3 separate regions of the Mus musculus genome follow, and all the other regions are linked to region 2. Evidence: chromatin loops called from intact Hi-C (ENCODE). Cell type or tissue: left cerebral cortex. All regions are shown on one strand.

Region 1 (8,000 bases), 92 kb before region 2:
ACCTGGGATGAATCAGTCACAACCAGGGCTCCCAAACACCTGGGAGATTGAAGGAAGAGAACAGGAAACGGTAGTGAGGCTGGAGCACCCAGTGCCAGTGACATGCTCTGCCTGCCCAGCTACACCCAGGACAAGAGAAACACAGTCGCTGCTGTGCTTAGAGCCTTCTGGCTCTGGGCTGGTGGATAATTAGACTCTGAAAGAAGCCATCTGCTTTGGCCCCTGGGGTCTCCCTGCAGCTTCAGCCCGACTGGCAGCTCTCACCACACTGGACTACCTGCCAAGGTTCCCCTCTGCCTTTTGCAGTTGGCCCTGGGTGAAGGAAGGGCTGGTGTCACACACAGGTCTCCACATCAGATAGGTGGCCCTGTCTGCTATAGGCCCCCAAGAGGTGGAGCTATATTGGTGGGGAATGTAAGAAAGTGGGCAGAAACCACCAAGGGCAGCCATAAACACGCAGGGCTGGAGAAAAGCACCTGGGTCCTGGTTCTTTCAAGAGGCCGATGGAGCTGTAGTAAGACTCTATCTTTAAGGCCATGGCATTGCTGGGAGAAAGAGAAGATGACAGGCCAACTGACCTGGCCCATGCCCCTAAGAAGTTCCCAGCCCCATTCGAACAGGGGTGGGGGTGGGTTGATCATCGGGTCTGCCTGCCTTCCTCCAAACTGCCTCCTCCTCAAAAGCTGGCAAGAATCAGCCTGACCCAAGAGCTGAGAAGGGTGGAGCTCATGGTGATAAAGCTACGTGCAAGTTTTAATTACTTCTCCTCTCCATCCTTTGCATTTATCTAGAAAGGACAGGGGTGGGTGGCTGTGTGTCTAATTAGAAGTGCATCCCCCTTCATCTCCTCCAGTCACATCTTTCTTTGGCTCTAATGGAGGCTTTAATTGGATTCTGGGTATCCACGGGGCCAGGGTGGCATTTCGGGATCAGGGCAGCTTCCCACCAGGGACCCTGTCACCTGGAGTGGCAAAGATGAGACCTTTGTGGTCAGGATCATCATGATTAAGGAGGGCTGGTGGGTGATGTTTGAGGGTGGCCCAAGGTGGAGGAGGCAGGGCTCTCCCAGGCCACTCCCAGGCCCAGGCTCTCTGCATCGCTTGCCAGGCCACTGTTCCCTGCCCTGTGAATGGGCTCAGTTTTCAATTCTGGAAGAAAAGTATCAGAGACAGCAATTAGGGGTGAGCCAGCTACATCGGAGGACGATGTGGAGCCTCAGGAAGTGCTAAGCCTTCTGCCAGATAATGAGCTTGCTTCTTTCTCAAGCCATCTCCTTGTCAGTTAACACCACACAGCACAGCCCCAGTAGGGCAGATGTGCCTGGAAGTGATGTTTCCCTAAGGAGAGAGGGTTCCCTTTAGTGCTGGGTTGGGTAGGGGTGGGTAGGAAGAAGAGGAAATGCAGACCGGTCAGAGGCAAAGATAAGGTAATGAAAAGGTGAGTGTGGAACCCAGAGTGTCCTGTTGGAGCCTTGCAACCTTGGAATGCAATCCAGGCTCTCTGAGCCTCAGTTTACTCACCTGTAATATGGGTTTTGAGGTTGTATGCCTGGATGATAAGAAGGGTGTCTCATTCAACTAATAGCGCATCATGTCTTGGGCAAAGCACCTGGCCATGGTAAGTGCTCAATAAACCCAGGCTCTCATCCCTCATCTTCAGATCCAAAACTGTTCTGAGCCCTCCATCACATCATACCATATGTGGAAAGTTCCATAGCACTCATTATGGTTAATATTAACTGTGAACTTGCCAGGATCTAGAATTCCCAAGGAGACGAACCTCTGGACATGACTTTTCGGGACTGTCTAGAGTGGGGTGTGGGCAGCACCATCTAATGTGCTGAGGTCTGGGCTGAAAAGGAAGAACTGAGCACCAGCATCTCTGCTTCTGCCTACTGGTGCTCTCGAGGCCACGCCTTCCCTACATTGTTGGAAAGCGCCCTCCCGCTGTGGCCACAGTGAACCCCTCTTTAAGTTGCCTTTGTCAGGTACTTTGTCACAGAGACAAAAAAAGGAACCATGAAACTCCATTTGTGCCCAAGTCCTTTAAAAATTGTCTATAATTATATCCAGACTGCTCATGAGGCATATAGGAAGAAACCATGGATTTCAGGTTTAGACTTGAGTCTTAAGATAGGTATTCATTATGTAGATGCAAACATTCCAAAAATCTAAAAGGAGATACACGTCTAGTCTCTGGCGGTTCAGATAAAAGATCTCGGCTGGGGTAACCACCAGGAGCTAATCCCTGTGGGCCTTAGACATCCCAAGCCGAGGGATAGCTGCTTGCTCTCTTCCCCTTACAGACGGACTAATCACTTTGTAATGCAATGATAGTAACAGTTGAGGCTCAAAGTGGCTCCCAAGTCACCAAGCTCCTATCACACTATCTCATCTAATTATCACAGTCCCAAGAGGTACACACAGCAGATAGCATCTGTTACCATCCTTTGTTTAGTATTTTGTAGCTGAGAGATCTGAGGTCCAGGGAAGGTAAGCCGATCACCGATCACATCACCGCACAGCTTGAAGCCCTGACTCAGGCCAGGCACTGCTCCCTAAATGTAAATGAACTCACTTCCTTCAACAACTCCAAAGGGTCAGCCGGGGCTCCGTTATGATCCCAGCACTTGGGAGGCAGAGGGAGAAGAGTGATTAGGAGTTCAAGGTTTACATAGTGAGACCTTGTCTCAACAAGGAACGAGGAAAAGCCTTGTATAAACTGACTGGAAATGCAGACTGTCCCTGGAGGGCTGGTGATATTAAATACTTATTAGTTTGCTCAGGTTGGCCTTGCTCTATGTAGCCAAGGAGGACCTTGAGAGTTTCAGGTGTGCCACCATGCCCAGCTTTAGCAATGAACTGGAAAAGGGAAAAATGGAACGAGCAAGGAGCTCAGACTGAGCGTCCTGGGTGTGGAGAGCACAAGTGTTAGAGGGATTGCTTGAGAAAGCTGGGAAGTCAGAGCCATTCCTCCTGAGGGGTTGGCTTCCACTAGAGTCCCTGGTCACTGAGTGCCCCCTTTGGGTGCCTAGTTACAGCCTCCAGGTTCATAGAAGCATGGCTTCACAATCATTTGGAATGGACACTTGAGCTGCTCGCCTTCTGTCTTTTAAGAAGCACCCCAGGAGTTTGGAAACAGGGCTAAGATGGTCGGGAAAAAGAGTGGCCATGGAGGAGGAAGGCTAGACACTCCTACCCAAAGAAAGGCCCAGACTCAGGCCCAAGAATAGTGACCCTAGGCAGCGGGGAGAAGGCCTTGGCTGATGCAGGGAAGACTGGACCCAGGAGCCTCTCTCAGAGTGCATTAGTATTGGGCTGGAGCCTTGAATGCCAGGTAAAGTTTGAGTTTCTAGTGACACTGCCTAGCCAAGAGGCTTCCTGGTATCTAGAACAGCAGGTCAAGTGCTTGCCTGTGACTTACTGTCATGTTGACATCTCACAAGCCAGATTCACTTAGAGGCAGAGAGGAGGAGGAGGAAGAGGAGAGGAATCACCTAAGATACTATTGACAGACTGGCTTTTCTCCAAGGATGTTCCGAGGCACACCAATCCTTCAAGGCCCTCCATGAAAATGTGGTGCCATGAGCTGGAGTTTGGTGGACAGAGCATCAGTCTTAGAACCATGGTTTTGATCAACACTGTGCTAGCTAGCATGGGTGAGGCCCTGCATGCATGAGAACCTGGGCTCTGATTCCCCCAGCACTTCACAGTGCACGCGTGAGACCCCAGCACTGAGGTGATGCTGGCAGAAGTTCACAGTTATCACTGCCTAGATAAGAGTTCAGGGCCTGTCTCAAAGTAGAAATATAAAAAGAAAAACAACTTTCTCTAACAAGTAAAGGTGCTAAGGAGTTCCAAGGTAGGTAAGTCATTTTGCTGTGCTTTAACTTAGCTCTTTTGTGTGTGATGTTTGTTTGTTGGTTGCTTGTCTTTAAAATCAGATTCACATTTTATAGCCCTGGCTGGCCTGGAACTCACTACATAGACCAAGCTGGCTACAAACTCACAGAGATCCACCTGCCTCTGCTTCCTTAGTACTAAGATTAAAGGCGTGTGCCTTTAATCCCAGCCCTCTTTACACCCGGCCCTCTGAACTAGGTTTTAATCACAAAACACTTGGTCTGTTTCCACCCAGGGGGACCCAACTGTAGAGCATAGCACGTGGTGAATAATGTGTTCAGGACTTCCTGTCCCAGGCTCCCTAACATGCATAGTCCAGAATGCTCAAGGCAACCCTCCAGTCTCAGTCTTCCTAGCTTTAGCATTATAGGATGAGCCACACATGTGCCTTCCATTTGTCCTAAGTCCTCATCTACTCACCCCTCTGTGCTCAGGTCTCAGGAAGTCCTTAAGTCCCTGCCCATCAGCAGGAGGGCCCTGCCATGAGCCCAACAGCTGGGAGGGTCTCCCCTCAGGAGTCTTTACTTTTAAATATAATCTTGGGGAGTAAGGGGCCCTGTGAATTCTGTAAGCCTCAGGGACTTCCTGAGATATGTAAGTTGTTTATGTCCCATCTTAATGAGCCTCTGTTTAGAATGGACGTAACCAATAGAGTGTGAAAGAAAAATAAACAGGTCTGTGTAGAGCACTTAGAGGCAAATGTGGAGAGATTTGTGTCAAGCTGGAGTTTCTAGGGAAAAAAAATCAACAGAAAGCCAACTGCTATGTGAATCAACTCCTTATAGGTTCAAAAGATTATCAGGAAAAAAATTAAACCTGTCCTAGTGATAGGCAACCACCCTAGAGTATGCTGAAAGAGGAGATTGCTCACTCCGTTTGGGGTGGGGGTTAGGGTTGGGGTTCTTTCAGCAGTCAGATGTGGCTGAGAGAAAGTTAAGGGCCACAGAGCTGGCCTGGAACCTGTCAGAACGAGGAGGCTGCTCCAACAACAGGCACAGCAGGCTACAGTGAAGCTCTTGAACCAAAGCCAGACTATGCAACACAAGCCAGTCCTGCTAAGGCTGTCTGTGGTAGGAACGCGTGTATGGATCACAGAAGGCCAAATGGGGCAGTGTCTCCTTTCCATGTCACCGTACCCGACACTGATCTTTTGACTAGAGAATTGATAAAAGTGATGAGACTCTTTCACATCATACTGGGCCTTGCAAATGTTTCTTTTTCAGTATCCCCTTAGCCCCTCAAGGTCAACTGCACTTAATTGAAATAGACAAAGGTAGACCTTCCCAGATCCTGCACTCTCTGTAAAAAGGCCTTGTTACACAATGAGAATGCTTGAGTGTCCTACCTTTTTTTTTTTAGATTGATTTTATCATTTCATATGTATTAGTATTTTGCCTTCATGTATGTCTGCACCCCATGTGTACCCAGTGTCCAAGGACGTGGTGAGCCCCCATGTGGGTGCTGAGAGTCGAACCCAGGCTCTTTGCAAGAACAAGTGCCCTTAGCCACCGAGCCAACACTTCCGTCTCAGAGTTTCTTACAGATTACAAAAACATCTAGGAGGAAAAGTAAAATCAACAGTAACATTTTTTTTCCAGAGGATATCCTGTGTCTGGAGAAAGACAAGTACCCAAAGCCATAAGGTTGTTAAGTAAAAATTATAGTGCCAAGAGTGGGTAGCCTCCCCATGGGCTGTTGGCCAGGAAACCCCCCAAAGCCTCCCAAATGACAAGGGCACTGCTACTTCTGCTGGTTGTGTGCCAGGACTAGATTAACCCTATATGGCTGTAAAGGATACATAAGTTGGTCACATGACATAGAGAAATCAGGCTGAGACTAAACCGGAAACATACTCCCTGCTGGCGGGCTTTCTTAATGTTGAAAGGTGCGTCATAGGTTGCTGCAGGAAAGTTTAGCCAATAGTTCTACTTGGTTGAAGATGCTGCATGCAACACCATCTGAATGTCAATAAAGATGTGTCTACAGGTCTACTTGTGGCACAGACAGTTTTGGGTACAACCAACAACTTTCTGATAGGCTTTAAAGCTTGTCCACAGAAGGGAATTCACTCCCAGATTCTGTGAACCTGGACAAAAACCTGTGGTCAGGAAGGGAAGCAACAGCTATTTTGTCAAACGAACATGATGTGCATGTCAAACTGCTCTTTAAGCATTTGTGCTTATGACCAGCCATCGAGCACTATTGTCAGCTACAACTGGTCATAAAGGACGTTTCCTTTACAAATAATGGTAAGCTGCAGGCACTCATAACCACTAGTGACACTCCTGAAAACAACCATTTCTGTGGCAGAGTAACCTGGAGGCTTAGACATCTCCATCGACTTCCACCAAGGCTCAGAGAATTGCATGGATAGGAGGCAGAAAGATCGGAAGAGCTGGAGGAAGGGTGGAGGGCTCTGTAGCAATTTTCTCTGAACTGAAACATTGTATCCCTCAGATAGGGGCCTTAAGACCTAGGAAGTTCTTAAGCAAAGTTCTTTAAGACGCAAGAAGCAAACACCTCAAGCCTCGAGAAGTCTCTGAAGCTTTCTAGATTCATAGACCCCCTCCTTTCCCGGTGGTGTAAGGACTGTTGAGGAGAGGAGACACTCTGACCTCTGGAGCCGCTGGCAAATTATGCAGAAAGATCCTGGCTTCCAGCTTTCATTAACTCATTACCCATGCTAGACTGGACTTTCTGTGATGCAGCTGCCTCTGTAAATAACCCCCAATCTATGCTGCTATAAGTAACCCCAACAGACCCACTGGTTCACTGCACTGGACCCTGGTGCTATCCTTACTTTGGTCTGTCCCTGGTTCTCTATGTGGGGTGAGTAGACGCTCACATCTCCTTAGGAATAGTGTCGCACAACACCCAGCTCAATCTTACGTATAAAAATGGAATCTCTGCCCACTTTTAATTTGCATTCCCTCGTTATAGAAAGAGAATGAACAACTTTGCGTTTGTTTAAAAGCCATTTGTAGCCTGGGTGAGATGGTACATGCCTATAATCCCAGCACTCAGAGGTGGAGGCAGGAGAATAAGGTATTCAAGGTCATCCTGGGCTCCGTGAGATCCCCTCCCATAAAACTAGCTAAGCAAATACACCAATAAATAAACAAATACCATTCATGGTTTCATTCCTACACACTGTTCCCTTCCAACCTTTCCCCCAACTTTCTTATGTGGGAGGTTTTCTTCTTTATTGACTCAGAGGGGCTCTTTATATATTAAAGGAATTCAACCTTCATATGTGATGCAAGCTTCAAATCTCTCCCCTTGCTTTTCATTTGCCTTCTGAATCTATTTACAGGTGTTTAATTCTATGTCCTTGAATCAAATTCGCAGACCCGAATCTTGTGGAGTTGCTAGGTTTGTGCCCTATTAGGAGGCCCTCAGAGTTTTAACTCTCAATATGCAGTAATTCTCCACATTGGGTCCCAGCTTGGACCTTCCTCCCTTGTATGACCCACAGCCAGTGCTGGCAGATTCCACCCGTGCCCAGTCTTCTCTTGACGGACAGAACCACTCTTGGGTGGTGCTCCTGGCTTACCCCTCCTGCTCCTCTCTGCCCTGCACTTGGCCTAAGCCTTCCTGTGCACACCCTCTTCAGGCTGCCCCAGCCTCTGTCCTCCCAGCACGAAGGCCCTTGCAGGTGTATGGAGGCTCCTCCCTGGCCCCCACCTTCCACCACCGCAGATCATTGCCCCTTAGCCACCTCCTTACTCCTTCTAGTTCCCACCCCTGACTTTGAGGCTCTGTCTCCTGATCCTAGCTGGAGTGACCAGGGACTCATAGATGACACAGTGGGTACACAGGAGGAACGAGGAGGAGCGGGCCAAAGAGGGAGGCCGAAACAGAATCAGAATGAGGCTTCCAGGGTCCTCTGTCCTCATGTCTCAATATGGCTTCCTCCTTCACGGCAACTTAGCCAAATTTCTATCTTTATTAATCAAATAACAAATTCAATTAATTACCTCAGTTTGTTTTAATTGAATCGAGAGCAAGAACATGGACAGAATCCCTAGAAGTAATGAAGCCTGGCACCTCACGCATCTGGAACAGAAATGACTTCCCCTTCAGCATGGGAATAGAAAA
Region 2 (8,000 bases):
CCCACCCCAGACAATGATCTTTTTCTCTGTCTTCCTCTAACCCTTAAAGGAAAGATGCACACCAAATTCCCCTCCCCAAACACAAATCCGGGAGAGCAGAGACCCCTGTGCTCCATGAATTCTGACTTGACAGCAGAATCCAGCTGGGCCAGGAACTGTCCACGGTGGGTAGACCATGGCCTTGCTACCTTGCAAATGAGGGCACCCAGCTGCCTCCAGATGCCCAGTTACCTAGGCACCTGCAGTGTTATAAGTCAAATGGCCTAGCGCAAGGGCAGGGCCCAGAGGCTACTGGGATGGATCTCTCTGCATAGGACTCAGGGCTTGTTTCTGGCCCCAAGCTACTCCCCCAGCCCTTCAGTCCACAAAAGTGGAGGAGGGGGAGGGAGGAACCACAGGAAAATAGAAAAGGAAAGCCTATCCCATGGGCTCACAACAAGCAAGTCCCAAGCTTGTCACAAGGTAGGCCAGGGGATGCTGCCTCAGCCACCAGGTCCCGAGAGATGCCAGGGCTGCTTCCAGACTCAGTGCCAAGGACCTCAACACCTCCCAAAGAAGGACTGCTGTAAGGCGGACCAGTGATCTGCACAGCCCCGAGGCCAACAGGCTGTGGAGGCAGCAGGCAGGTTGGCTTGGGCACCAGTTCCTCTCTCCTTGCCCTTCTTCTGTGTCCCACAGTCTGCCCCCAGGCTATGACACGTGACTTTGCCTGCTCTCCACATTGACACTGTCTCGGGCGCTCCAGCCGACCTATCCTCACCCCTGAGCCGTGAAGCCCTAACTTTCAAGCTACAGCTTGCATATCCCACCCTTAACAAGCCATGCTCCTTCTGACCATCCCAGGGCTCCTGTGGGCAGGAGCCGGCTAGCATGTGCGCCCAAGTGTCTCAGGCGAGAAGCCCACGTGGGTCCTGTATTAGAAAGTCGTGGAAACAAGCCTCACCTTCTGGAATTCAACTGGTCCTGTGATGGAAGTGAGTCACCTCAGGCCTTCAGGTGGAGAAGGTAGCTCCAAAGGGACAGCTGGGGACAGGGGTCTTCTTCCAACCATATGCAGCACACACAGCAGTTACCTGAAAGCCAAAGGCAAACTTTACCAAGCCCAATAAAACACCAAAGCCAGTACAACTTCAGGTAATACCTACTAAGTGCTTGCACAGGGCTAAGGCCTTTAGCCAAACAAACAGATTCACTCTGTAAGCAGGTATAACCCACATCACGGGTAGCAGTGCCTGCTGGGGCCTATGACCTGCTTCAACCCCCATCTGGAGCCTGTATACCTCCCCTCTAAGACACATCTCATGCTTAAGCACACTTGGCCTTCAAACATGCACGTGATTCTGTCCCAGGCCACCCACAAACCAGCACAGGAGGGGCAAGGATAGGAGCAGGTAAGTTTATGAGTTCTGAGTCACAGACTGCATTTTATCCTTTTTGCCATGAGGTCCATGTATTGGTTGGCTCGTGGCTCGTGTGTAAGTTCATGGCTGGTGTGTAAGCTCGCATCCTTTGTATACATCCCTCCCACAATCTGCTGTGTTTCCTGGCTACTCTAGGAGACAAGTGAACCCCTGTCTCCCAAGCAAATAAGCATTGCCATCTTGGGCACCCTGTCATCCCTTACAAACTGTTCTGGTAGGGCAGGAGCCCACCCACTTCCATTGCTCAAATGGAGAATTTAAAGATCAGTCTATGGCTCACATGTGAGAAACATCAGGGGCCTGGGTCCTTCTGGATCAGGCTCAGACCTGTGCTCTCATCCCTTTACCATTGGCTCATTGTCCCCAGGAAGAATGGGGAGCTGCAGGCTCTGCTAGCCTGGGGAAATGCACAGGGTCTGAGCCAAAATGGCCATGCCTACCAGTGTTTGGACTCTGAGGCTCCTATTTAAAATGTAAAAAGCCATACTATGTGCAGAAATCAGCACCGAGTCACCACCAAGAGACAGTTAATAGGGCAAGCGGTCCAGTCCAGATTTTTAGTAAGAGTCTCTCAGTGTGTTCAAAGTCACACAATCTGGACCACACCCATCCTAACCCCTGTGGCAGAGGCCTCTGCCCCGTGGAGGGAAGGCTGAGAGTAATGGGGAGCCCTCTCTACTCAAATCCCAGGTCCCTGACAAGTGCCTCAAGGAATACCAGCCCCCTTGCTTCAGTTGTGAGGTCACTAAACTCAGCTGTGTTTCTTCATAGATGTCTACCAGCAGTCCAGACCAACAGGCACTAACCAAAAACTACATAGGAATTGATACCAAGGAAAGTCAGCACTCCCAAGGGGCTCCCAGTCTCCCACCCTCAGGCTCAGGTACACTGCCTCAACCCCAACCTCAAAGCTAGTATGTCAGCACTTCACAACCCACAGCAGGGAAAAAAGTTGAGGCTCTTTGGGTACAACAGCTTTTCCAAGTCCATGCCCCAAGAAGCGGGGAGAGACAAGATCCCAGCTCAGGCTAGGTGCTCTCCAAGTCATTTTCAAATCTCTTGGCTGGATCTGCTCCTGGCCCATCTCTTACTTCATTCCCTTTGGTTTGCATCAAAACAGCTTTTCTTGACCCTTAGGCCTGCAATTCCAACTTTAAAGACAGAATTACACAATGAGTGTTTCTTCAGAGGAGGGCCTTCCATCTTGCCCAGAAGGGAACAGATGGTTCGAGCTCTTTCTCCCAGTTTCCCTTCCACCCTGAAGAAACTCAAAGCCAGGCCTAAGGTGAGGGGACTCCTCAAGCTTCAGAGGGTACACTGTGGTCACCAGCTTGCAGCCTGGCTGAGTGCCATGTGCCCACCTTCCAGGAGGGCAAAGCCAGAGCATGAGAACAGGAAGGAGGATGTTGGAGCCCCTGAAAGTGCTCTGCTCTCCTGCCAGCCTGGCACAGCCAAGCCCAGAGCTGGCCAAGGGTCCTTGGTATGCTGGAGGCATCTGCCCTGGAAACCAAAGGCCCTGGAACCAGGTCCTCTGGTTCCCAGGCAAACCTTGGCCTCTGCAAGAGATTTCTCAATGCCCTGGTCCTCCCAAGCCAGACTTGGGGGCCCACGACCCTTCCTGGGCTTCTGTTATGGCCTCCCTCATTACTGGATCAAACCTTGGGCATAGGAGCCCAGAATCCCACCTTTTTGTTAGAAGACAGAGGACCTGGTGGCCAGCCTGGAGATGGCTTGGACTGCAGCTCTGTGGTCAGGTTGGGAGTGGAGAATGCTATACAGGGAAGCTCCAATCTGCAACTAAGGGCTCAAGCCTGCAGGTCAGAGGCTAAGCACACACTGGCTAGGCACCAGTTGGGCCTGAGCTTCACTTCCCCTGTCTATAAAGGTGGCCTAACCAGATCATTGTTTGCTAACTGACTTGATGCACTTATTCATGCCCAGCATTAGGACAAGATTCTGCTTTGTGTTTGACAAGTGACCTCTGACAACCTCTGACACCAGCCCCATGGAGCAACCCAGCTCCATTGTTTACCTGCTGGGAACCTTGCCTAGATTTCTGAATTTTGCTTTATGTCTTAGGGAAGCACCTCAGAACTAGTTACCTGTTACCCTTAGAGTCTGTTCTAACAGAGAGAGACCTCTGTAGGGCTTTACCCACCACTCCTCCTTCCCAAACCACTTGCCCTGCTAGAATTTTCTGTGCTAGGCTATTGTGATGGTATTTCTGCTTCCCTCTAGTGGCTAGAACTGGTAGTACAGCCTCCTAGCTCTCATCTTCTTACTGTGTGAGGAAGCCAAAGGTGCCACGGTGGGTGGAAGTATGATGCTGCAGATTGCAGTGAAGAGGGATGGTGGCTTCTGAGCCACGGAGATACTCTTCCTCAGCTGCACACCAAGAGGCAAGCAGCAATAGGCAGTCTGGCTTTACCCCTGCACGGCCCTCACGCTGCCCAGACTGAAGAAGCAGTGTTGAACAGAACACCACTAACAGGAGTGGCCTGCAGCTTCTGCCTGTCCCTAGATTGAGTGACACTGTGTGTCAAGACCTAAAGCTCTTTGTACCTGGGGTTTTCCTCCAAAACACTAACAAGGACCTCTCTGCCTTTGGAAGGACCTGCCCCATGTTCAGGGCCAGTTAAGGCTAAGTCCACCCCAGACAGAGGGAAGCCCTGTGAACTGTGGGAAAGCTCAAAGTCACTCTCCAGAAGAAATCAGTGCTCCCGTGTCTCTGCCATGCCCCACCAACCACCAGACCCAGCCTGATTCCCCATCTGACACTGTCCTCATAGGCCCAAGGACCCAAGGGCTCTGCCCTTCACCAAGTCCCTCTTGCCACCCTATGGGAATCTCAGCAAACCACAGCGAGGCAGTTTACCTTCCCTGTTCCACAGGCTCCTTGGAAACACAGTCCGTCTTCCCAGAAAATGCTTCCTGTGCCCAATTTTGCACACACAATTTGGAATCGTTTTGAAGCTCCTGAAGGGAGGGTGCAGGCTACTGCTCTACTCCACAGAACCTGGGCTCCCTCGTTCCTGACGCTATCATCCTGGGGCTGTCTTTCTGAACGAGGCAGACGATGCTTATGGAAACGAGCCAAAAGCAAACAAAGAAAACCACGTCAAGGAAAACCACAAAGCACGTGTGTCCAACTGTGCACACAACGCATGAACGGCCCCTGGAACCTTATGCACTATGCTAGTATGGCTGCCTGGGAGAAGAGGACCCAAGAGCCTATAAAGCAGTGGGCACAGTCTGCAATGAGCTTTAAGTTTATTTTCTGTGGAAATACAGTGACCATGTACCCATGGAGAGCTGGAGAGGTGTCTGAGGACAGGGTTGGTGACTGAGAACCATCCCTGTCACCTCACCCCAGCCTTGAGGCTTTCTTCTTCACCCCAATGACACTGCTTACCAGCCTTTCTCTCCACCCCACCCCCCTACCCCCAACTTTCAACACATCTTGTCAAGACTTCCTTGTCTTAGCACCAAGCATTAGCCCTGCTCAGGTGGACGTGAGGACCTGTGATTGGCTGCAGACTGCTGAGGTGGCCTCAGAGGGAGCTGGGAGTTGTGCAGGGAGTGGCTGAGGCTAAGCTTGCACAGGTGGCTTCTTTCTTCAAAATGCTCTTAAAGCGGCATGGGGAGCAGGGAACAGAGAGCCGGGGGAACATGAAGCTGAACATCCACTACCTGAGCAAACCCAGGACACAGAGATTCCAAGGCACCAGCATACTATGCAGACATCCAAGCAGGGGACAGAGGACTTGGGCAGGGAAGAAGTTAGCTAGATGGTAGCCTCGGGGAAACCACACGTTTTAACCTGCTTAGCCAGCCCTGACCCACCCACCATCGATGTTTATTTAGTTAAAGGCTAAAGAAACAGAAGAGCCAGGGGATTATATCCTCTCAAGTGAAACTCGGCCATGAAAATGAGGCAACAAGAACACAGGATTGTGAAAGCCTAAAAGAAGGGGCTGGGTCAGCTCTAATTGCCAATGTGTAGGCTTATGGGATAGAGCTTCCTGGCAGCCAATGAGAAAAGGGAAATAACTCAGTTACATGTTCCACAAGAGCCAAGAGATAGCAGTAAAGCATATGACCAAAAGACATCTGGCTGATTGATAGGGGCTGGGGTCACGAGATCTCCCAAGACGTCTCCAAAGCCACACAGCACCATGAACCCAAGATCCCACACAACCCACAAAAACCAAGGACCACTGAGTTCCCTGTGGCCGTGTGCTGGGGCAGCCTTCAGAATTAGCAGTCTGAAGAACACAGAGTGACCGTGCAGGAATGGTGACCAATCCAGGGAACACTGGAAGCAAAGAGCTTCCCCCTTGGTAACATGGCCGTGTCCACGTTAACCTCAGTAAGGTCTACAGGATCTGCATGACACAGCAAGGTGTTCGGCGAGCGACCTCTGGAGTTCTTAGACACAACCAGACCCTCTTTTGAACATCCCCAGAATGCAAGGCAGACCCAATCATACTGTCGCTAATCCTTTATCTTTTCACCGTAGGCAGAGCCGCCTGACGCGCTGAATGACATCTCCGGGCAGGTCATTCTAGTGACCATGACACTGGCACTAACACTTGTCACAAGCCCCTTTGTAAAGTAGGTAGGCACCAGAGGAAAGACCTGCACAGGGAGACTGGGTGAGACCCTCACTCCAGCTGTCTGATGGCTCAGAAGTTTGGAACAAGACTCTCAACCTCTACTGGCCTCTGTTGCTCTGAGGTACGAAATGAAAGAAAACAGAGCGATCACAGCCGGAAGCAAGAAGCTGGAAGCAGAGGGTGGAGCAGCTCAGCACAACCTGGGTACAGGCAAGACTCATGGAGGGGTGTCCACTGGTGTGAGCTCAGGGGCTAGCCTAGACCACAACAATCCTCGGAAAGGCTCACGGGTGTGGCTTGAGTCCCACCCGCAGGACCCTCAGCTTTCAGGAAAGGAAGCAACTCCTGTCAGGTGTCTGGTAGCCTGGGAGCAAAGCCTGCTGTGGGGTGAGTGACCATCCTCCTGTGCTGACACAAGGGCCTAGTGGACAGGAACCTGAGAGGAGAGATGAGTCAGAAGGCTGGTCCCTGTCTCAGCCGGGCCAGCCTGTGGGAGACGGAACTACTGCCCCAGCACTAGACGGGAAGGCCCTGGTTTCCTGCCCCCTCCCCCCCTCCTCAGCACAGCCATAGCCTGTCCAGTCAGAGTAATACTGAGGCCCCACCCATTGGATCCCGGCTTGGTCTGGGCTTCAGTCATCCACCCAAATCCACAGATGAAAAACTATCAACAGGAGCCTGAGCAGCCGCAGCCATTGCCCAGCTGGCAGCTGGCAGAGGGACCCCCTGTGCCTTCGTCCTTAGATCCTGGTCTCCAGCCACCTGTATGAGGCCCAACTGCCCTGTGTGTGCAAGAGATGGGGTTGAGATAGTGAGAGAGGATGGGGCACCTCTCAGGTGGGATGGAGCCGACCCAGAAATGACTATGGACCAAAAAAACCACAAAGAGGGGTTCTCCCTCATGCGGAGCAGAAAGGCCAAAACAAGTGGGAAGCAAATTCAGAAAAACAAACAAACAAACAAACAAAAAAAAACTGCAAGTCTACACGGAGGCAAGGGTATCCATTCAACCACAATGACCCAAACCCTGGTTGCAACCACAGAGCTTAAGCCCCAGGCCACACCTAAGAACAACCAGGACACCAGAGATGCAGATGCAGTGAGCACCAGGCACCGGAAACAATGAGGTTGCCCCAAATAGACTAGAGGAGCTCATGACCTTACCGTCCACCCTCAGCCCCACATCTACTGACAAGATCAGATTCTGGGGGTGGACACTGCCTGTGGCTTCCCAACCTGGCATGTGAATGGACCTGACTCTCACAGTGCCTCCGAGAGTTTACCCTTCCCTACTGAATGACAAGAACAAAGATGACCACAAGTGGATGCATCCCTGATACCTTCTCCACCCCAACTTGGGGCTCTTGGGGAGTTGTGATCTAGAAGTCATGACCCAGGAATGTAACAATAGTCTGCAACCAGAGATCATCAGAGAATGACTTGATGACTACAAGGTGTGGACTGAAAGGCAGGGCTTAGGCTCAATGCCTGGAGAGGCAACCCTTCTCTCTATGCTCAGACCTCGCCCCCGGAGCTGGCACCAAAGACATCCTGGCTTGTCTCATTTGCCGCCTCTCAGGTAACAGACCTAGGGAGCCTCACACCCTATCCATGCTCCTGACAGGTAGAATGAGCATCTCTGGCCGCTATGAGCAAAGATGTCGAGAGTGAGGTGTAATGTAGCTGTTCCCCTAGAGTTCAGAACCGTGATGTGGCTGCCACACATCACCCCAGGAGACCTACTGCAAGCTCAGAGTGCAGGCACAGCTGTGTCCACTTCACAAGCGAGGCTTATAAAGGTTATATAATGGGCCAGAGAGCTATCTCATCAAGTAAAGGTGACTGCCAGTGAGCCTGGTGTTCAGAGTTTACCCTCACAGTAGAAAAACCACCCACGAGTTATCCACTGACCTCCTTCCTCCCAGGTGCTGCGACATACACACATCCACATGGGTACACACAT
Region 3 (8,000 bases), 200 kb before region 2:
ACACACCTTTCAACCCCTTCCTTCTCTGCCCCCAAATTTAATTCATCCACTCTGGCTGGGTTGGTTTTGATCCTCTGAACACAGCTGACAGGCAGCCCATTCAACATGGAACCCAGCTCTCTTGGGAGAGTGCAGCCAGAGAACAAGTTCCAGAGGCTGCCTTGCCTAGGCTGGAACTGAACTTCTGGCACTCACTAGCTGTGTGACCCAGAAGACAACTGACCTTCCCAGGGTTATCACCCTCTTATAAAATGCCAACGAGCTGCCAGGCATGCCTGTGCATGAAATGATTGCCTGGGTTCCCCCTCTTCCCCAGGCCCACATCTGACTTGGAGGGAGACGCATCCCCACTTGCTCTTCTTAGGATATGCTGTGTGTGAGCACAGGCTTGACCTGGCTCAAATCTGGCTCCGTCCACTAGGTTTCCCTGGAGCCTCAGCCATCTCCTTGAACCTCAGTCTCAGCAGCCACAGAGGCCAGGGGCGTGAAACAGCTATGCCCATTCGTTTCCCCTTTCTGGGCTTCCTCTGAGCTCTCAGCATCTGCTCTTGACCACAGCCCTCATCTGGAATGTCTCTTTCTGGCATGTCTCTTGCAATGGGACACTTGTGCCTCCTCTCTCTTTGGGGTGTCCCCTCCCCAGGAGATTGGTGCTCTCAGGAGGTAGCCTCTGTGCCTGTCTCCTATCTGCTTCCTCAGAGATCTTGGGTCTGCACACAGGGCCCTCAAGGACAACCCACTGGGGTCCCTCAGATGGAGTATGTATATGTAAAGTTCTCTTCTGGCTCTGCCTCCACTGGGTTCACCCAAAGGCACTTTGAAGAAGCTGTCATATGAAAGATACAACTGTATTCAGCACACACTATGTGGACTTGGGATTCTGACCTTGGTGTGGGTTGACTGAAGCCATCAGCTACTGTGGAACTGATTGTGTGTGTGTGTGTGTGTGTGTGTGTGTGTGTGTGTGTGTGTCTGTGTCTGTGTGTCTGTGTATTATTTGCCTTCAAGAAAGTAAAACAATGTTTTCTTTTCATATGCAATATGAAATAGACAATAGCAACAATGAAAACTATGCAACTGGACTGGTCTCAGTTTACTTTACCTCAGGGTTTAAGGCAGGAGGGCAAAAATCTAGAGCCATCTGCACTGGGACAGGTGTGAGGAGGGCTAGGTGGGGAAGCACGAAGGGGCTTATCAGTACAGCTGCCCCTGACAGCCGCTCTTGGGTCTGCATTCTAGGCAGCAAGCAGCTCCTCCATCTCTCGGTTGGAGTTATTAATGAGAATTATTCATTATTGAACAGCTAATGCTTCTTTGCAGTTGACACATTCAAAAACAAGCACCAAAAGGACGCAGAGTTAAAGGTCGCCCTCTGTCCCAGTTCCCCTTCCTGGAGGCAGCCAGGGCTGCTGTCCTTTGTGTGTTCTTCCAGATACAGCGTGTTTACGCTGGAGGAAAACTATTTATGCTCTGTGTTTGTGTGCTTAAATCCGTGTGTTTCCTTCAGTCGTACGCAATGGTGGCAGCCCGTGTCTGCCGTTCTGCCCCGTGCTTCTTTGCTTTGTGCTGGGTTGGAGGTGGGAGCTTACTAATTTGCAGAGCACCATGGTTACCCATGTGTCTGTTATAGAACAGCTCTTGCTTTATTTAGCCTGTCCTCCCTCCATGGACACACAGGTTATTCTTTTTTATTTTTTTTTTCAGAGGCAGTCTTCTCCAAGTCCGCATCCTCCGTGGCCCAAGCTCATTTGAAGGGGCAGATGATGTTGTTACCTGGTAGCCCCTGCAGCTGTCACCCCTGCAGCTCCCCCAATGCACCATCTGCTCCAGCTATGGCTCGTTTTCAGGCAAGTTGTTACAGGAACCTCCAGGGGTCACCTTTCACAGTCCTCTGCACCCCCAAATCCAGTGCGTCCTTTGAGTTCTACAAGAGACCCTGGCACATCTGCCGGCCCTCCTTGACTAATAGCACTTCTTGGGTCAGAGGCTTCACCATGGCTTGGACCACTGCAATAGCTGCCTTTCATGTAATGGAACACCAGACAAGGTCCATTCGGGAAAGAAATCTCAAGTCTCCATTCCTGCCCCGTTCCCCTCCCGTCGTGCTATGATTCTTGTTACTCTACACCCATCCAACTTTTATCCCATCGCCTACTGTGCCTTCTCTAGGGCACCATCCACACTCAGATCCCTCCCACAGTCCTAATTCCCTTTTCAGTCAAGTTCCAAAGTTAAACAGCATTTTCCCCAAGAAGGCTGCTGTGGCATACCACCTTAAGGAGGTTATTCATCCATCATTATACCTTCTCTATGGATTTAACTCAGTTGCCATAACAAGTAGAGATCTGCTTTTGTGTCTCTGCAAAGGCCACCTTCTCCACAGGAATAGCAGAGTCATCTGGAGGTTTAGGGACATTTGTCGTCCCCTAGGGAGTTAGCAGTGTCTCTATAGTTAAGTCTGGGTTCAGCCATGGCTATAGGCAGGCAGAGGGGAAAATAAAGCAAGACAGAAACAGACCTGTTGTCTTAAAGGCACTGGCTTGGATGAGGCACACACCTTTTCTGCTCAGATCCCATTGTTAGGAATCTCAGGCTGGAAAGTATGGTCTCTCTGGGCAGCCATGTCCACACTGATAACTGTACCTTTCTGGGAGGAAGGCATGCATGGAATTCAGTGGGTATGGAGGAATCTTCTGTTGTGGCCTCTAGGAGACCTTGTGGAGAAGCAGGTAACCCAGGGTTTGGGTGGGTGACTCAAGAACCCCAGGCGACCATCATCCAGGCTGTGAACCATTCTGTGCCTGGTTCTCTGCTGCTCTGTACTAAGGGGACAGTCCTTGGGCTCTCAGTCTCTGTTTTCTCTGACCATGCCTGTGGACTGGGCCTTCTCTAAGATCTCTCTCCTCTTTTGTGCCAGGTCGGTGATAATCAGGCTCATGGTTGAGCACTGGAGCTCAGTTAAGAGCCCCATCAGCAAATAAAAGTCACAGCGCCTCATGGGAGCCATGCAGACAGACAAACCTTCCAGTATCCGAGAAGCGCCTTTGAAGACAGATGCAGAGAGATGTCTTTTTTTTTTTTCATTTTCTTGTGTTATTTTTTTTTGCATTTGATGTAAAATTTGGCAAAGTGTTCAAGACACAAATCTTAAATGTTCCATTAACCAAACGAAACCTCTCGTGACTGGCTGTACTATGTATTAGATGTTATATACAGTAGACCACTACATCAGTAGTTTATGCACTTGAGCTATTTCAGGGTCGTTACATCATGAAATGAAACCTCAAGAAGTTCAATAAAATGTAGAACAATACAATTACAGATGTGTATCATTAAGTTTTCACAAATATTTTAGGAAATACTATCATAGTTTATATAGATATATATAAAACTTGGGAAAAAATCTTAAGTCCTTTTGGTGATATAGCAAGGCAGTATGTTCATTTGTAAAGTGGAAGTCCTGTTAACACGTCTGCATCGTTGACCTTCCAAAGGCTACAAACTGGCTGTTCAGTGCTGAGGCTCTCATCCCAGCTATTTCCTCTTCACATGCAGAAGATTATCTTTGTCATCCTTGACTGTCACAGGCATCCCCACGTTCCTGCCAATACCGGAGTCACCCAATAGGTGTCACTGTGTGCTCTTGAAAGTAATAAAAGTATGCTTAAAAAAAAAACCCTATCTAAAGTTAACTTGGACAAAGGGGATAAAAATCTCATTTGTATTCGAATGAACGACAGCTAATATTTATCCAGCACTTTAAGAGTTGAGGTCACAAGCTGAATTCCCAACACTTCAGGATCCTCATGGTCAGGTGGGGAAACTGAGGCTCTGAGACTCTGACTTGGCTGAGACCACACAGTTAATACACAGCACAAGCAGGATCTAGCCTCATTGTCTCTGCATCTGGAACCTTCCTTTATAACAAAGCCACCAGAGTAAGCTGTACAGGAGTAACTTGTCCACCATGGTCTCCGCAGACAGCATTCTGGGCTTATTTATATCTGTCCCCATTGGGAATGGAAGCATGGAAGACAAAGGATACTCTACTTGGGGATCACTCATGTCGGTCTTCTGTACCTATGGAGAACAGGAACCATCCTCACCTGGAAGGGCAGCTGTCTCTCTCACAAGGGTGGGCAGTGTCCACACTGCTGGTAAGGGCACCACTGGCCACCACTGGCCTCAATGGGAAAAGCCAGTCTCTGCCCCTCCCCCCTGAATACCTTGGCTGCTGTCACCTCCTCTCACTTTCTGGGGATGATCCCACACCCTCATCCCTGATCCTTTTTCCTCTTCCCACCATCAGCTTCTATCAGCCCCTGATCTTTCCAGATGCCAGTAATTCCAAGAAGAGATCCAGTCAAGAGTCAAGCTGCTGCTGCCCAAAGGACCTGGCTTTGCCTTCTTGGTTTCTGTATCATTACCCCGTCCCAAGACAGCAGGTTCTCTCCCAGCTTCAAAGAAAACAGGAGGCAGAGGAAAAGCCTGTGAGTAGAGAAACATAGGAACTTCATTCTCTCTGCCTCCTTGGAAAGCCACATGGCTGTTGGCAAAGCGTGCTAAAGAGCTGGGAAGATGGTTCAGTCAGTAAAGTGTTCATCTTGTAAGGGTAAGGACTGAGTCCAATCCCAGGACCCACATTTTAAAAAAATGCTAGGGGCTGGAGAGATGACTCAGCAGTTTAAGACACTTGCTGCTCCCAGCACCTACACCAAGCAGTTCACAACCACACGTAACTCCAGCTTCAGGGCATCTGCCCTTGTCTGAGCTCTATGGCACCTGCACACACGTGGTTTATGCACACACGCACATAACTAAAAATAAAAGTGCTATTAAAAAAGTGCTAGTCATGGTAGAACACTCTTATAATCCAAGTGTCTAGGAAGGTAGAAACTGATCCCCAGGGCTTACTCTGGCTGTCCAGCCTAGATCACATGGTGAGTCTCAGGCCAGTGACCTGTCCCTCCCCAACCCCCCAAAAACCTAGGAAATGGAAATGATAACCAAGGTTGTATACACACACACACACACACACACACACACACACACACACAGAGTGATTGTGTAAGTATGTGTGTGTGTGTGTGTGTGTGTGTGTGTGAGAGAGAGAGAGAGAGAGAGAGAGAGAGAGAGAGAGAGTATGTTTGTGTGTGTATGTGTGCTGTGATAGGGTTGGACCCTCCCTACTCTTCAACTTGCAAGGCAGCCAGGATTTGGAGTCTGAGAAATGCCTTTTCTCGTCTGTTTTCCAGGGTATCGCTTTTCTTAGGGCAAAAGATTGCTTCAGCCCCTTCTCCCTTCTCCTCAAGCTTGCCTGGCTCATCACAATAACCAGTCACATGGAGAACTTTCTCAGCCCAGCCTCACTGTGGTTCCCATGGCAACCACAGTGGCAGGTCAGATACCTCTCCTTCCCCATCCCTAAACCCAGAGGGACCCGACCTGACTCCCTGAGCATGACAGACAGCTCAGAGGTTTCTCTGGAGCTCAGGAGCTGGAGACTCCATTTGTCACCCTGGCTAGCTCTGTGTGCTTACTCTGAAAAAGTCTCTTAGAGACATACTATCTCTCATCCCCAGACGAGTAGCAACTCTGCTCCTGGATGAGGCTACCCCACTCAGAGCAGGTCACAGCCCACCACTGGACTGGAAGGTGGCGAGAACTCTCCCTAAGAACAGAAAGAAAACAGTCAAGGGTGGTAGGTCCCTGCCAGACCCAGTCTCCAAATCCCAAGGTTGTCAGGGTCAGATGGGCAATGGGATTTAGAGAAGTGGTAGGGGCAGAGGTCATGGGGTAGTTGATGGGCACCCTGCTGACTTTTGCCCGAAGCCTGACGGAAGAAGGCCAGGTGAGCGGGGCTTTGCCAATAAGACCTAAACTCCTGGTTTGCCCTGCACTCAGGTGTCCCCCACCCCTTCCCTACTCACAGCAAGCTGCCTGAGCCTGATGTTTCTTCCAGCAAGGATGCTTCCAGGAGACTGACCGAGGAGGGTCCTAACATTACCAACCACCTCTGGGGACTGTGGGGATGCTGAGCGGGTGGCTTGGGCAGCAGCATGGGCTGGCACTACCATCTGTTACCTCCCTCCATGGCAGTGCCCAGCAGGCCTCTGACTCAACCTTTGTTGCTCTCAGTCAACTTTGGACCTGAGTCCGTGAGTGGGTGGGTAATGAGCCCTCTCACCCTGGCAGTGGGGCATGAGGAAGAGGGAGGAAGGAGGGAGGGAGGGATGGAGAAACAGAGAGAGACAAAGAGATGGAGAGACAGAGACAGAGAGAGTATGCTCCTAGGGGCTGTGTGAGAGGGACCAGGCTGCTCTGATATCTCTGAGCAGTTGCCTCTGTTCCCCTGAAGGTGGGGATGGGTTGTTCTGTTAGGGAGTGGAGCGCTCAAGTTGAACACCTGACTTGACCACCTTAGGAGGCTCAGAAGATGTTGGTGTGCTCTCTTCTGCACTTGCAGACACTATGCAGAAGTGGGAGTGGAGAGGGAGTGTCTGGATGCAGGGCTGGGGGCTGGGGGTTGGTGGCAGAGGCTCACCAGCGCTCTGCTTTGCCTCTGTCTTGGGTTTCTCTTTGACTCTGAATCTCTCCGACTCTTTCTATCTTCTCCTGTCCCTCAGAGCAGCAGTTTCCATCTCTCAAAAAGGCCGGAGGACAAGGGGGATGCCTGCGCAGGTAGCGTGATAAAGACCAGTTGGGATACCCTCTGCTCTCCTTCCTACAGAATCCCCATCTGTGGGCCTGACCAGGCTGCACCTTCATAGTCTAATGTCATCTTAACTCAGAGTTACAAGCCAACTTTCCCACCTCTGCAACACTACAGGCATCTGAGAGAGCATAGCAGGACAGCCAGGCTCTTTCTGTAAGGTGTAGCCAGCCCTGGTTGGCATGACTGTGTGGACCTCCTAAGTTACAGGTATCACAAGGCTGACACCCTCTAGGGACTGTTGCAGAACCAAGTGAAATGGCTTGTGTGTAGCTGGGGCCCCTGCTGTGATCATCCTTCATGCTGCAGAGCCTTGGTCCCCCTTCCTGACCACAGGAGAGCAGCAGGCTGCATCCCCACCCCCACCTCTGAACACCTGGCTTTTAGCAGAGGGCCTGCCTCCCGAGTGGTGGTGTGTGTTGGAAAGGCCCTGCCTGACCTCCATCAGAGCACCCTCATGTTCCTTCCCTTGCCCTAGTCACCCCTCTGGTCCTGTTACCAGGCCAGATGGCGACAGGGCTTGCATTGATTTTTCTCACCCCCACCGGCCCCCACCGCGGGAAGCCTGTGTCACAGGGAAAAAAGAGCCAGATGTGAAAGCGATGGACCCTTCTGATGTATTCAGCCGGTGGGGATGTTTGATCTCCCGCTTAACAAGCACAGCCATTTTTCTTAAGAGAGCCAAAAGAGAAAGAAGGATGGGATGTGTGTGTGTGTGTGTGGGTGGGGGGGGGGGGGTGGAGACAAAGAACTTGAGAGCAATGAGATAAAATGAGGTGGAGAGCAGGAGAGAGAGAGAGAGAGGGAGAGAGAGAGAGAGAGAGAGAGAGAGAGAGAGAGAGAGAGAGAGAGAGAGAGAGAGAGAGAGAGAGATATGCTAGGGCCAGAGGAGCTGGAGCAGGATCTCCCTCCAGAGTTACCTGAGCCTACCTCCAGCCCTGCCTCTGCAGCTTAGGCATCTTAGCAGCTCTGAGCCATCTCGCCCTCCTGATGGAGGTGACAGCTTCTTGCTCAGGGTGACAGGCATCTGCTTAAGATTGGGGGTGGGGGGAGGGGAAGGCTGTTTCTGCCACAGCAGGGACTTCCCCAGCAGGCTGGCATGAGCTGGCATGGGTTTGAGAGGGCCCATGGTGCTGTGGAGCCAGGACCCCTGCCTCCCTCCCTCTTGGGGTTGAGCAGCCATGAAGCCCTGGCTTTTTCTGTTTCCCCTCCCTTTCCCCTTCCCCTTCCCTCTCCTGCTTTGTCTCCTGGTCTTCCATTGATTTCCTATTTTAGAGAAGTCCCAGCC

What was found. Hi-C counts contacts between places; a loop is a spot of excess contacts. Peaks named below come from ENCODE experiments on the same cell type or tissue, not always from the same donor. Only the 100,000 strongest peaks of a DNase experiment are listed, where the experiment ranks them.
Region 1: a loop joins it to region 2, with 2.2 times the contacts of the local background. A loop is called at or near these places in 12 of 42 quality-filtered maps.
Region 3: it touches region 2 in a loop (7-fold over the local background); 34 of 42 quality-filtered maps call a loop at or near these places.

What each region holds. Positions count from the first base shown.
Region 1 is chr2:92,696,481-92,704,480 of GRCm38, reverse strand. No RefSeq gene overlaps it. Among named protein-coding and RNA genes, the nearest start is that of Gm13816, 42 kb to the left of the region's middle. In left cerebral cortex, no CTCF peak of the experiment used is centred here; DNase peaks (open chromatin) are centred at 4,902 and 6,791; H3K27ac peaks cover 3,061 bases.
Region 2 is chr2:92,604,767-92,612,766 of GRCm38, reverse strand. It overlaps Chst1 (carbohydrate sulfotransferase 1), which reads right to left. Exons shown (of 3, transcript NM_023850.2): 2 at 944-1,073. Among named protein-coding and RNA genes, the nearest start is that of Chst1, 9.1 kb to the right of the region's middle. In left cerebral cortex, a CTCF peak has its summit at 3,673 (motif pointing left); DNase peaks (open chromatin) are centred at 6,572, 7,644, 7,766, 7,783 and 3 more places; H3K4me3 peaks cover 988 bases; H3K27ac peaks cover 6,947 bases.
Region 3 is chr2:92,806,789-92,814,788 of GRCm38, reverse strand. All of the region lies in intron 1 of Gm39880 (a long non-coding RNA gene), which reads right to left. Gm32413 (a long non-coding RNA gene) reads right to left here and starts at 7,902. Exons shown (of 2, transcript XR_374794.3): 1 at 7,643-7,902; 2 at 3,070-3,601. Gm13791 (a long non-coding RNA gene) reads left to right here. Exons shown (of 5, transcript XR_001783401.2): 5 at 1,705-1,842. In left cerebral cortex, a CTCF peak has its summit at 3,622; DNase peaks (open chromatin) are centred at 2,238, 2,917, 3,627, 4,610 and 1 more place; H3K27ac peaks cover 4,589 bases.